Linked DNA regions of Homo sapiens: region 2 is linked to region 1. A link is a contact called in ENCODE Hi-C or POLR2A ChIA-PET data. All regions are on one chromosome and are shown on one strand. Each heading gives the region's core, a stretch centred on a gene start or an enhancer-like site at or near the end of the contact. The rest is flanking DNA. Distances are from core to core; before and after follow the strand shown.

Region 1 (5,274 bases), core at 1,086-3,585:
CTGTATGTATTGCATTATTGTATCCCCAGAACCTAGTGCAGTGCATGGAACATTTATCAGTGTCTGTTGAACAGAACAAAGCTGCTGAATGATCGTTCAAAAGTCTGAGGTCTTGTCAATGAGTACCATAGAAGCTGGCTATTTGTAGCCCCTGCTGCAAGGGAGGAGGAACTCCTGTCATTTCTTTAGTTCCTGTAACCCTCTTAGATTTCCTTTATTCATATTGTCGTTTTCTCTCTCCATTCTTACTACACTGGATTTCTCAGAAGAGCTTCCAAGACTCTTCCACAATTACTGTGGGACAACAGTAAATAGTCTGCAATTTTCAAGGGCTCAGTATCTTTTAGTCCTAAAAATGGCTGTATGTTGACCTTTTGCCACCCAGCTGTGGTGTGATGGAAACTGGGGGGCCCAATCTGAGAGTGAAGTGCCTTGTAATCCTGGATTTCAAGAATGAGCCTGAATTTATTTTCCTGTCAGCTCATGATGGTGACTTGTTTCTGAAATTCTTTGCACTAGTAATAGACTGAGCATTCTTAGGACTGCACAAAGAGAACTTTGAAAAGTCCTTTAATTTGTCTTAAGTTGACATAGCTGTTTATTTTCTATTTAGTTCTATCTATTCTTTTTTAATATTGAAAGAGAAATTTATTTTTAATACAATTAAAAGCTTAAAAATATAAAGTAAGAAATGTCTTATTTCTAGCCTGCTTTCAGCTAACAGTTAATAAGTTTATTTTGGCTCATGCTCAAATAAAATACACAACTTGTGGCTACCATCCTTGTCCTAACCCTCTTTGCAGCCTTGAAGATAGCTTCCCTCATCAAGAAAAATCATCCCCATTATTTAAGCACTTTACCTAACCCTATTGAGCTTTTTTGTCTTAGTCCCTAAACTAAATGTTTAAAAAGTAGGTTAAATTTCAAAACTGACCACAGGTCAAGTTGAGAATGAGATGCAAAGTTGAGCATATGTCTCTAAAGTCCTAAATAACTTTCCAACTTGGTCTTTCAGGCTGGTAGGAGGGATTCTGGGTTGAAGCCATGGACTGGTACAAACATTTCTGGAGGAATATACACCATGACTTGCACATTTTGGAATAACAACAATCATGTTTTTCCAATAGCATATAATCTCAAATTCTTCTCTCCAGGAGGGAAAAAAGCATAAGCCATACCATCTGGCAGTGGCTAGATTAGTTTCACATTGGAAAACTGTTGTAGAGGGTAGCTGGGTGTCTCTAAAGCGATGGAACCACAATAAAGATTCAAGAAACAAAATAATAATTGCAATTAAAAATGAAACACTGCCAAATTCTTGAGTTGCCGTCTAGGGTTTTAGTGGTTTGGTTATTTGTATCTTCATTACTTCTACACTCTGGATACAGAGATTCCAGGGATTAGCGGGTGGCAATAAAGTTTCATTGTAGCACAGTGAGAAATGCAAACAGCATTACAATTTGTGAGGCAGAACAAAACCAAGCTCTTTTTAATTCATGTTAGCATAGAAGCAATGTAACCAAAAAATACAGAAATAGTCTTGTGTTTGGAAAAGGATGGTAGTGGGATGCATTGTTTTGTGTCATGGATTGATTTGGGACATGCACTTAATCTTTTTTTTTTTTTTTTTTTTTTTTTTGAGATGGAGTCTCTCTCTGTCTCCAGGCTGGAGTATAGTGGCATGATCTCAGCTCACTGCAATCTCTGCCTCCCGGGTTCAAGAGATTCTCCTGCCTCAGCCTCCTGAGTAGCTGGGATTATAGGCACATGCCACCACACCCAGCTAATTTTTGTATTTGTAGTAGAGATAGGGTTTCACCACGTTGGCCGGGATGGTTTCGATATCCTGACCTCGTGATCTGCTCGCCTTGGCTTCCCAAAGCGTTGGGATTACAGGTGTGAGCCATTATGCCCAGTCATACTTACTCTTACTGTGTCTATTTTGAACCTCTTACAAAGTTTCTGTCTGTAGGAGATTTATTGTCACTAATACTTTATGGAATTGGCTCTTATATTGGTGTATATTGCTTGATTTTTTCTACGTTTTAAATAATCTAAGAAGGAGACACTGAAAGCAAGCTTTTCCGTTTCAGTTTTTAGTTTTGCCACTGAGTGCATTGCCTTAATACAATTGTGTTAACTTGTGAGTTCATTCTGTTTCACTTACCCTTTGCAATGAGGAAGTAAAATAGGGATATATAAATAACTCAAAACTTAATTACTTATGTTAGGATGGAAAATATATGATTTAACACACACATCAGGGGAAAAACAAGGTTCAAGTAATAAATATGTTCATGATTAACGACCAGAGGAAATTCCATTGCAGGCACATCCAGGCTCACTCACACACAAGGCATGCCACTGATAATCCTGCACATCCTTCCCCCTCCATCTCTGCCTCAGCCTCCATTCAAATGCACATTCCTCCAAACAGAGTATACACACAGACACAGGATAAAATTGGTAAAGAAAGCTCATGTCAGTTAAATGCCAGATTTTGATGAGAAAGCTTATTAATTGGATAAGCTACGAATCTCTAAGGCAGATTACTGTAAATGGGGAGGGGTGAGGATGTTGTTAGAATTGAAACTTAGAGCCTCACAAAACATGATTTGTGAGGTATCTTTCCCATAGTGATTTATTTTTGGGAACAAAATGTCATTTGTATAAAATATATTGTTGGCAATTGATATAGTCATTTAATTTTATGACAGTGTATTTTAGGAATAAATGCATTCCCCAAAGGGGCATTGGCATAGAATTAGCAATAGAAATGATGTCACTGCTATAAGGAAATCCAAAGTGGCTAAGATTCCAGAGAGTCCTGCAGAGGTCTATAGCCTATGGATTATTAAACACTGCTGCCTGATAAGGGGTGAGAACAAAAAGAACAAAAGCAAATGTACATGATTTAGAAATTCCGAAACATGGTTTGAGCAACTGGAAATAGAAACCAAAAGCTTTCTCAAATATGTTTTAAGTAAACTATCAGCCTACAAAAGAATACTTTTTTAACTTTGACCAGCAATGTAAAACTTTCAAAATATGCATAAAAATCTTAAATACATACTCAGTTTATACAGAAAAATAGGCCTGGCGTGGTGGCTCATGCCTGTAACCCCAGCACTTTGGGAAGCTGAGGTAGGAGGGCTGCTTGAGCCCAGGAGTTTGAGACCAGCCTGGGCAGCATGGTGAGACCCTATCTCTACAAAAAATTTAAAAATTAGCCAGGCATGATGGCATAAGCCTGTAGTCCCAGGTACTCCCAAAAATCAATAATAAGACTTGGGCAGCTCAAGAGGAAATTCTAAAGAAAGGGGATCTGATAATTAAATCATGAGATGTATCCTGGACCTCCTGGCATTAACCTTCTGGGAGGCAGCAGGAAGGAGATAATCTCAGCCAATGTCTCTATTCTGCAAAAAAAATGGAGCCCAGAGAAGCTAAAATGGTTTGGGTAGAACTCTACAGTAGTTCACTCTGATTGATATGGGCTTCCTATGTTTGATTCAGTTGTAGGAATCCTATCAATGAAAATTAGTTTTGGCAGGAGCCTGCTCTGTCAGCTGTGACCCACTATTGCCTTCTACTACACTATAATTACATGCCCACTCAAAAGGTATTAGGACCTCCACAGATACCAAAGTGTACTGAAAGTAAATTGAAAACGAATGGGAAACAAAATGCAGTTTAAAAAGCTTCACAAAATCAGCAACCTTAAACAGAAAAAATTACCATTTTGCCCCAGATAAAATCTCAGGATGCCATCAAAGGCAATCCTTTGAGTATTTCAGGGTCTCAAATTGTATTAGTGGGAAGGAGGCAAAACAATTCTATTTGGACTTGAACTGAACCAAAGTTTAATTTGAGATAAATTCCATAATTTACCTAGGAATCAGTGTCTTTTTTTTTCTTTTCTTTTCTTTCTTTTTCTTTCTTTCTTTCTTTTTTTTTTGTTTTTTTGTTTTTTTGTTTTTTTGAGGCAGGGTCTTGCGCTGTTACTCAGGCTGGAATGCAGTGAAGCAATCATGGCTCACTGAAGCCTTAACCTCCAAGGCTTAGGCGATTCTCCCACCTTGGCATCCTGAGTGGCTGGGAGTACAGGCACATGCCACCACCCCTGGCTAATTTTTCATCTTTTGTAGAGACAGGGTCTCGCCATGTTGCCCAGCCTGGCCTCAATATTCCTGGGCTGAAGCAATCCTCCCACCTTGGCTTCCCAAAGTGCTGGGATTACAGGTGTGAGCCATCGTGCCCAGCCTATTTACAATATTATTAAAGTTATAGCTTTGAAAGAGTTGAAAAGTGTTTTCACCATCTAATTCTACCCGTGCTCCTTGTGAACAAAAGTTCTGTTTTGGGTCCTGTATGTGACAGAAGATAAACACTAAGTGCATCAGCAGGGGGTGGAAGAAGTGAATTCCATGAACACTCACCCTAGCTGCAACAGAAAACCATCTATTCTCATCTTTTTTCAGCTCTATAAAAAGAAGGAAGACTGTTTCACAGTCGTGGATGAGTAGCTGATAACAGCTTTCATAAAATATGCATACACAATTACCTCAAAGAACCAGTCTCTTGTTCCAAACATTTCAACAGCAAAAGACCTTCCTGTAGCCAGCCATTTAGAAAGTGAAATGTTGCCTAGAAAATAATTATTGGAATCAATAAACAATTAAAATTAGGGGTGGAAAAAAGCAAGAAAAAGCCATCGTCAGTGTGTGTAAGAGTACAAAGTACTGGATTTCCAAGCTGACTTATATAATTGTCCCAGGTTTTCAAGAAGGATTCAGTGTATACTGGTGGCAGATTTTTTTTTTTTTTTTTTTTTTTTTTTTTGAGACGGAGACTCACTCTTATTGCCCAGGCTGGAGTGCAGTGGCGCGACCTTGGCTCACTGCAAGCTCCGCCTACTGGGTTCACACCATTCTCCTGCCTCAGCCTCCTGAGTAGCTGGGACTACAGGCGCCCACCACTACGCCTGGCTAATTTTTTGTATTTTTTAATAGAGACGGGGTTTCTCTGTGTTAGCCAGGATGGTCTTGATCTCCTGACCTCGTGATCCGCCCACCTCGGCCTCCCAAAGTGCTGGGATTACAGGCGTGAGCCACTGTACCCGGCGGCAGCTTTATTCTTACTAGGCCAAATCAAACTTGGGGTCTGGGAATCACAGCAAAATACTATGAGCATTATCATGCAGCTATCTGCCCTGGAAAAGAGGAGCCCCCTCTGTGATGATCAAAGACTGTGGGTCAGATAGGATTGCCTGTA
Region 2 (5,081 bases), core at 1,866-4,365, 520 kb after region 1:
CCTGTCAAGTAGCTTTTGGGTTGGTTGCCTTACTCTGGTAGTACTCCAGGTTTGTGTCCCCAAGCCAAGATGTAGTGTCTTATTCCCAGCCAAAGCTCATAGTGTCACATTGAGGCTGATGGCTGCATGCGGCAGGGCCTGGCTCCAATTCCTGTGCAGATGTCTCTTCTCTCTCCCAGAACCACAAGCAATCAGGTCCAATGATCAGTAGTTAGTGGAGTTTTTTCATGTTCAATTTACTGTTAGAAGCTGTGAATACTGATTTCGGCTTTCTCTGAGAAGTCCATCACACGTGTTCTGCCTTTTGTGGAATAAGCAATGCCTTCATCAGCAAATGGTCTTAGAAGCTGTCTCCAATATTTTTGTGTCTCTGTGTGTGTGTGTGTGTGTGTGTGTGTGTGTGTGTGTGTATACGCTTAGTATATGTGTATATATATGTCCTGTGTGTGTATACACATTTAGTATGTGTGTGTGGATATGTTCTGTGTGTTTCTTATGAGCTAATTGCCTTTAGCCTCTGTTCACTACTATAGGTTTCTGTTCCAGATCATGAATTAATGAATAAAATTAGAATTCAGGAGTCCAGTAGATAAGCAGGGCAAAGAGAAAGTTCTTTCCTACAGCAGAATTCCACCTAAAAACTATAGAAGGATGGCAGGGTTGAAAGATCATTCATAGATGCTAAACCCAGCAGATAACGTTTTATGAGAAACAGGATATTTACACAGCATCCAAGTATTTCCCCCACAAATTACTTATTAATTACCAGGGGAAGATAGTAACTTTGCAGTGGAGAAAACTGGCAGACACCACCTAAAGCACATGATCAAAGTCAACATCACCAGTAATGGGACACACTGACATCATGTGTGTCCCGATGTGCCAAGAAAGACATAACATCATTTTAATGGCATTTTCACCAAAAATGTATAACCTGAATCTAATCCAGACAAAATGCTAGACAAAACCAAATTGAGAAGCATTCTACAGAATACTCTGTACTCTTTTAAAATGTCAAGATCAAGAAAGACTGAGGAAATATTCTACAATAAAAGAGACTAAAGAGACACAACAACTAACTGCCCTATGTATCCTGGATTGAAACCTGGCTGAGAAAAAGTAGCTATAAAGAGCATTATTGGGACAATTGACAGAATTTGAATATGGACTGTGGGTTAAATAATAATACTATGTCAATACTATGCCCATGTTCAATTTCTTGATTCTGATATTTGTATTTTGGTTATGTAAGAAGCAGCCCTTGTTCTTAGAAAATAAATACTGAAATATTTAGGGGAAAGTACACTATGTCTCCAACTTACTCTCAAGTGATACAGACAAATTAGAGGGTAAACATCGGCTCTTAGGGGATAGAAATTTCTTAGATACAATGGTTTGTGGCTCCCCAAAAGGCCACACTACACAAACAGATACACGATATGTCTGTGGTCTTAAACTTCCATGGGGTAATTAGGGAAAAAAAGGTCTAAAATGCCTCCTTGAGGGAACAATAATGAAAAAAAAAGATTGAAAAACACATGCAGAGAAAGAGAACAAAATCAAATGAAATGGTGATAACCTGGGGGGAGGAAGAGTATATAGGAATTTCCTCTTTTAAGTTTGACATTTTTCAAATTAAAAAGGTACAAGAAAATTAAAAACTAACCCCTAAAAGTTAAAAAGTTGCTACACTATTATGCAAGATTAGGAGCTCAATATTATTTAGAAGCAAAGCATCAACAGAAAAACATACTAGCCAAGGAAACATCCACATAGTCATGTACATGTTTTTCATTGTTGCTTCTCTAGAACACATTATGCGTGTGTGTGTGTATGTGTGTGTCTGTCATTCATGTGGCTTTGTGACTCATGTATGCTGGGTCCTCTCACTGTTTGAGGACAGCAGTGGCTCACTTGGACCATTTACTTAACTTAGGAGACCACTTTATATGGAAGATGGAGACATTTAGTTTCATGAAGGACGGAACAAAACAAAAGTTTTGAATAACGGCAGGTAGGATGTAGGTTAAAATGCAAAATGAATGCTTTAAGAATATAAGCATCGGGAGTAGAAGTTACTGAGTTGGCTATAAAATATTCTCTCAAAGACATTTTAAAGATATTTTAACCAGGCCGGGCATGATGGCTCATGCCTGTAATCCCAGCACTTTGGAGGATGAGGCGGGCAGATCACGAGGTCAGGGGTTTGAGACCAGCCTGGCCAACATAGTAAAACTCCGTCTCCACTAAATAAAAAAAAAAAAATTAGCCAGTTGTGGTGGCAGACACCTGGAATCCCAGCTATTAGGGAGGCTGAGGCAGGAGAATCACTTGAATCCGGGAGGCAGAGGTTGCAGTGAGCCAAGATAGCACCACTACACTCCAGCCTGGATGACAGAGTGAGACTCCGTCTCAAAAAAAAAAAGATAGTTTAACCACTAGATTCACATCTGTAAGAGGACAATTCAAGGGCCAGGAGACAAATGAGAAGAGTTTCATTCATTTATTGACGCTTTCAGTGTGCTAGGCACTGTTGGCTCAAAGCTGGGCAAGACACGACCTCTATCTATAGTGAACTTGCCAACTAGCAGAAAGATTATTTTAAGATTTATCTGTCAGTATCAATATTGTCATCTTATTTCACAGTCTTGGTCTTTATGACTTTTCTCTAACATTTAACCATTACCCTAACTGCTGTCATCATAATTAACATGTAAATATTTCTCAGTGCCATTGTCACTGTACAGCTACCTTCGCAAAATATTTTCTAACCACTAGTGACAGCACAATACAAAAACAGGTAAGGAGGTCTGCATTCTACAATGTTGCAGCCAGGTGTGTTGAAATGGCAGACAGCTCCCTGGGCAGCCACACAAGATTCAGATTACTAGAATCACTTGAGGTCCTGCTTCCAGGCCCAAAGTGGAAAACTGACTCTGTTACTGCCATTGGATTCCCTCGCTTCATTAATTAACTCAAAATTGCCTCTCAGTGGCAATCCAGACCTCTGTTTCTAATTTCCTTCTGTGCTGAAAAGTAAATAGGCCTAACCACATTTTCAAGCCCCTGTGCGTGGGTCTTTTGTGCTTATAGCAGACCACTATCCACTGGAAGACGTCTGGGCCACTGCCAAGTTGAGTATTCAATTTCTTTGTTGTTTTTCAGGATAACCTAGCTAACCGCAATCCCTTTCCACCATTCCTCTGCAATGTGCTTGAAATAGAGCCAAGACTCTATCCTACAAAATGCACAAGAAAAACAAAAAAGGAGGAAATAAATAAAGAAGGGGTCATGGAAAAAATCAGAGTTTGTGAATATTGCCCCATACGTATTTTCTTTTCACATTTTTCTCTCATGACTTCTCAAAAACATTCAGACCCCAAATGCCTGGTCATATTCAGGAATAACTCCAATGGCTTCCCATTCTCTCCTCCCCACCCAAGAAGATTATAGGATTATAAACATGAGGTAAATTCCTGGGATCCTATTCCTTGGGGCATATGCGCAAGCTTTTGGCTTTGGGAGGTGGGGTGTGGGGTGGCAAATGCCTAAAAGGTTTTGGATGACTATCCAAAGAGAAACAGATGGCTTTAGCACGCCTGTGCCCAACACATGATCTGTGTGACTCCTGCCCTCTCAACACCATCTCCGTGCCGCCCCCTTTCTCCCACACCCCAGACAAATAAGAACAAAAATGAGTCTCTGCACATTCAAAAGGTGAACTTTCAAGGACAAGTCTTCCCATATGGAAAGGATAATGGCATCATGCCAGAGCACGTGCAGTAAAGAAGGGCTCAGGGTGTTTCACATTTTCTCTTCCAATGGGTTCCAAACGTTCTGATGGACAATCTTATTCTTCCCCTATAAACTTTCTGCTCCATATCCCGCTATAGCTGTTAATACACTTTTCAATTTTCCTCAGGTCCCCAAATAGTGGGAACAGCACGAACATCGGCATGAAGGCAAGAAAATAGGAGGCATGTACTGGGGAGAGCAAATAGTTCAGTTGGAGAAAGGGCACATGAGGAGCAGTAGCAGCAAATAAGAATGACCAGGAGTTTGGGATCAGACACGTGGGACCATGAGTACCAGGTCAAAAGTTCAAACTTTATTTGATGATGAAGCAACATTAAACACTAAAGGTCAAGTTTCAGGAATGTAACTAATTCAGAAGAAACACAATGACACATAAAAAAAGAAATAGAGCCAAACACAAAAATTAGCAAAATATGAATGCTTCACCTCAGCGATGGATTCTTATGACTGAACACTGGGAGCCAGACATTAAAGGACAAACGGGAAGCCTATCTAAATCACTATCTGACAGAAAGAAGCTCATTTATTCTTGAAAAGAGAACAAACATCCTAGGAGAAATCATGTGGACTCTTTTAAGTGCCATTAAATGACACAATGGGAAAAATCTTCAACAATATTTTTATCACAAACAGAGAGGCAAAGTCACATGGTTGCACAGCTCTCTCTCATACTGACATTTAATACAGGCTCCAAGCAGGAAAGTATCATCTAAGAAGACAGCTAATGTGATTCATTGATGTGGATTTCTGATCTTTCCTGATCATCAGGAAATGATGAACTTGAGACACCTGGAAGAATGAATATCATACTTCTATTAAATGTCACTTCTGTTGGCCAGTCACTAAGGAAAGCAGATAAATTGCTGTTTCTCCACCTGTTGAAAGTTTCAAATTGAGTAGTGTACATTATTAAACAAACATCTCTGGTTTTAGATAGGGTGACCATATATAGGTTGGTACTTCCCTGGTTTATGCCTCCTGCCCCAGAATAATTAGGAGCAGCCCCTCCTTTCTATCCAAAACTACCCCAGTTTCGGTGATAACTTATATGATCACCCTAGTTCTAAATATCTGCCCAAGTAGAAGTTGCCACACTATTATGCAAGTTTAGGAGCTCAATTATCTTTTAACTTAGAATACAACCCACCTTCACAAGCAATATCTAACTTGATGACTACTGAAAGATTTGCTGAGGCTAAACTCACTGGTGTATCATCTCTTGGAGCACTACCCTTTGTCTTACTGGACACTGTGTTCTCATCCCT

What was found. Hi-C counts contacts between places; a loop is a spot of excess contacts on that map. ChIA-PET counts read pairs that join two places held with the same protein, here RNA polymerase II (POLR2A). Pooled maps may share reads with other maps.
Region 2: a loop to region 1 is called in a map of endothelial cell of umbilical vein, with 9 times the contacts of the local background. The contact joins two enhancer-like sites. A Hi-C loop is called at or near these places in 1 of 168 maps with a recorded cell type or tissue (endothelial cell of umbilical vein) and 1 of 50 pooled maps. POLR2A ChIA-PET finds 5 or more read pairs at or near these places in 1 of 52 experiments (activated T-cell).

Annotation. Positions count from the first base shown.
Region 1 is chr15:38,842,061-38,847,334 of GRCh38, forward strand. No RefSeq gene overlaps it. Among named protein-coding and RNA genes, the nearest start is that of LINC02694, 150 kb to the left of the region's middle. Within about 2 kb of position 2,336, at least 2 of the 41 ENCODE cell types and tissues checked have a DNase peak (open chromatin) inside an H3K27ac peak, as active enhancers do; they include endothelial cell of umbilical vein, where a contact is called at or near this core.
Region 2 is chr15:39,359,841-39,364,921 of GRCh38, forward strand. The region is part of intron 1 of LOC105370777 (a long non-coding RNA gene); the gene reads right to left. Among named protein-coding and RNA genes, the nearest start is that of LINC02915, 110 kb to the left of the region's middle. Within about 2 kb of position 3,116, at least 3 of the 41 ENCODE cell types and tissues checked have a DNase peak (open chromatin) inside an H3K27ac peak, as active enhancers do; they include endothelial cell of umbilical vein, where a contact is called at or near this core.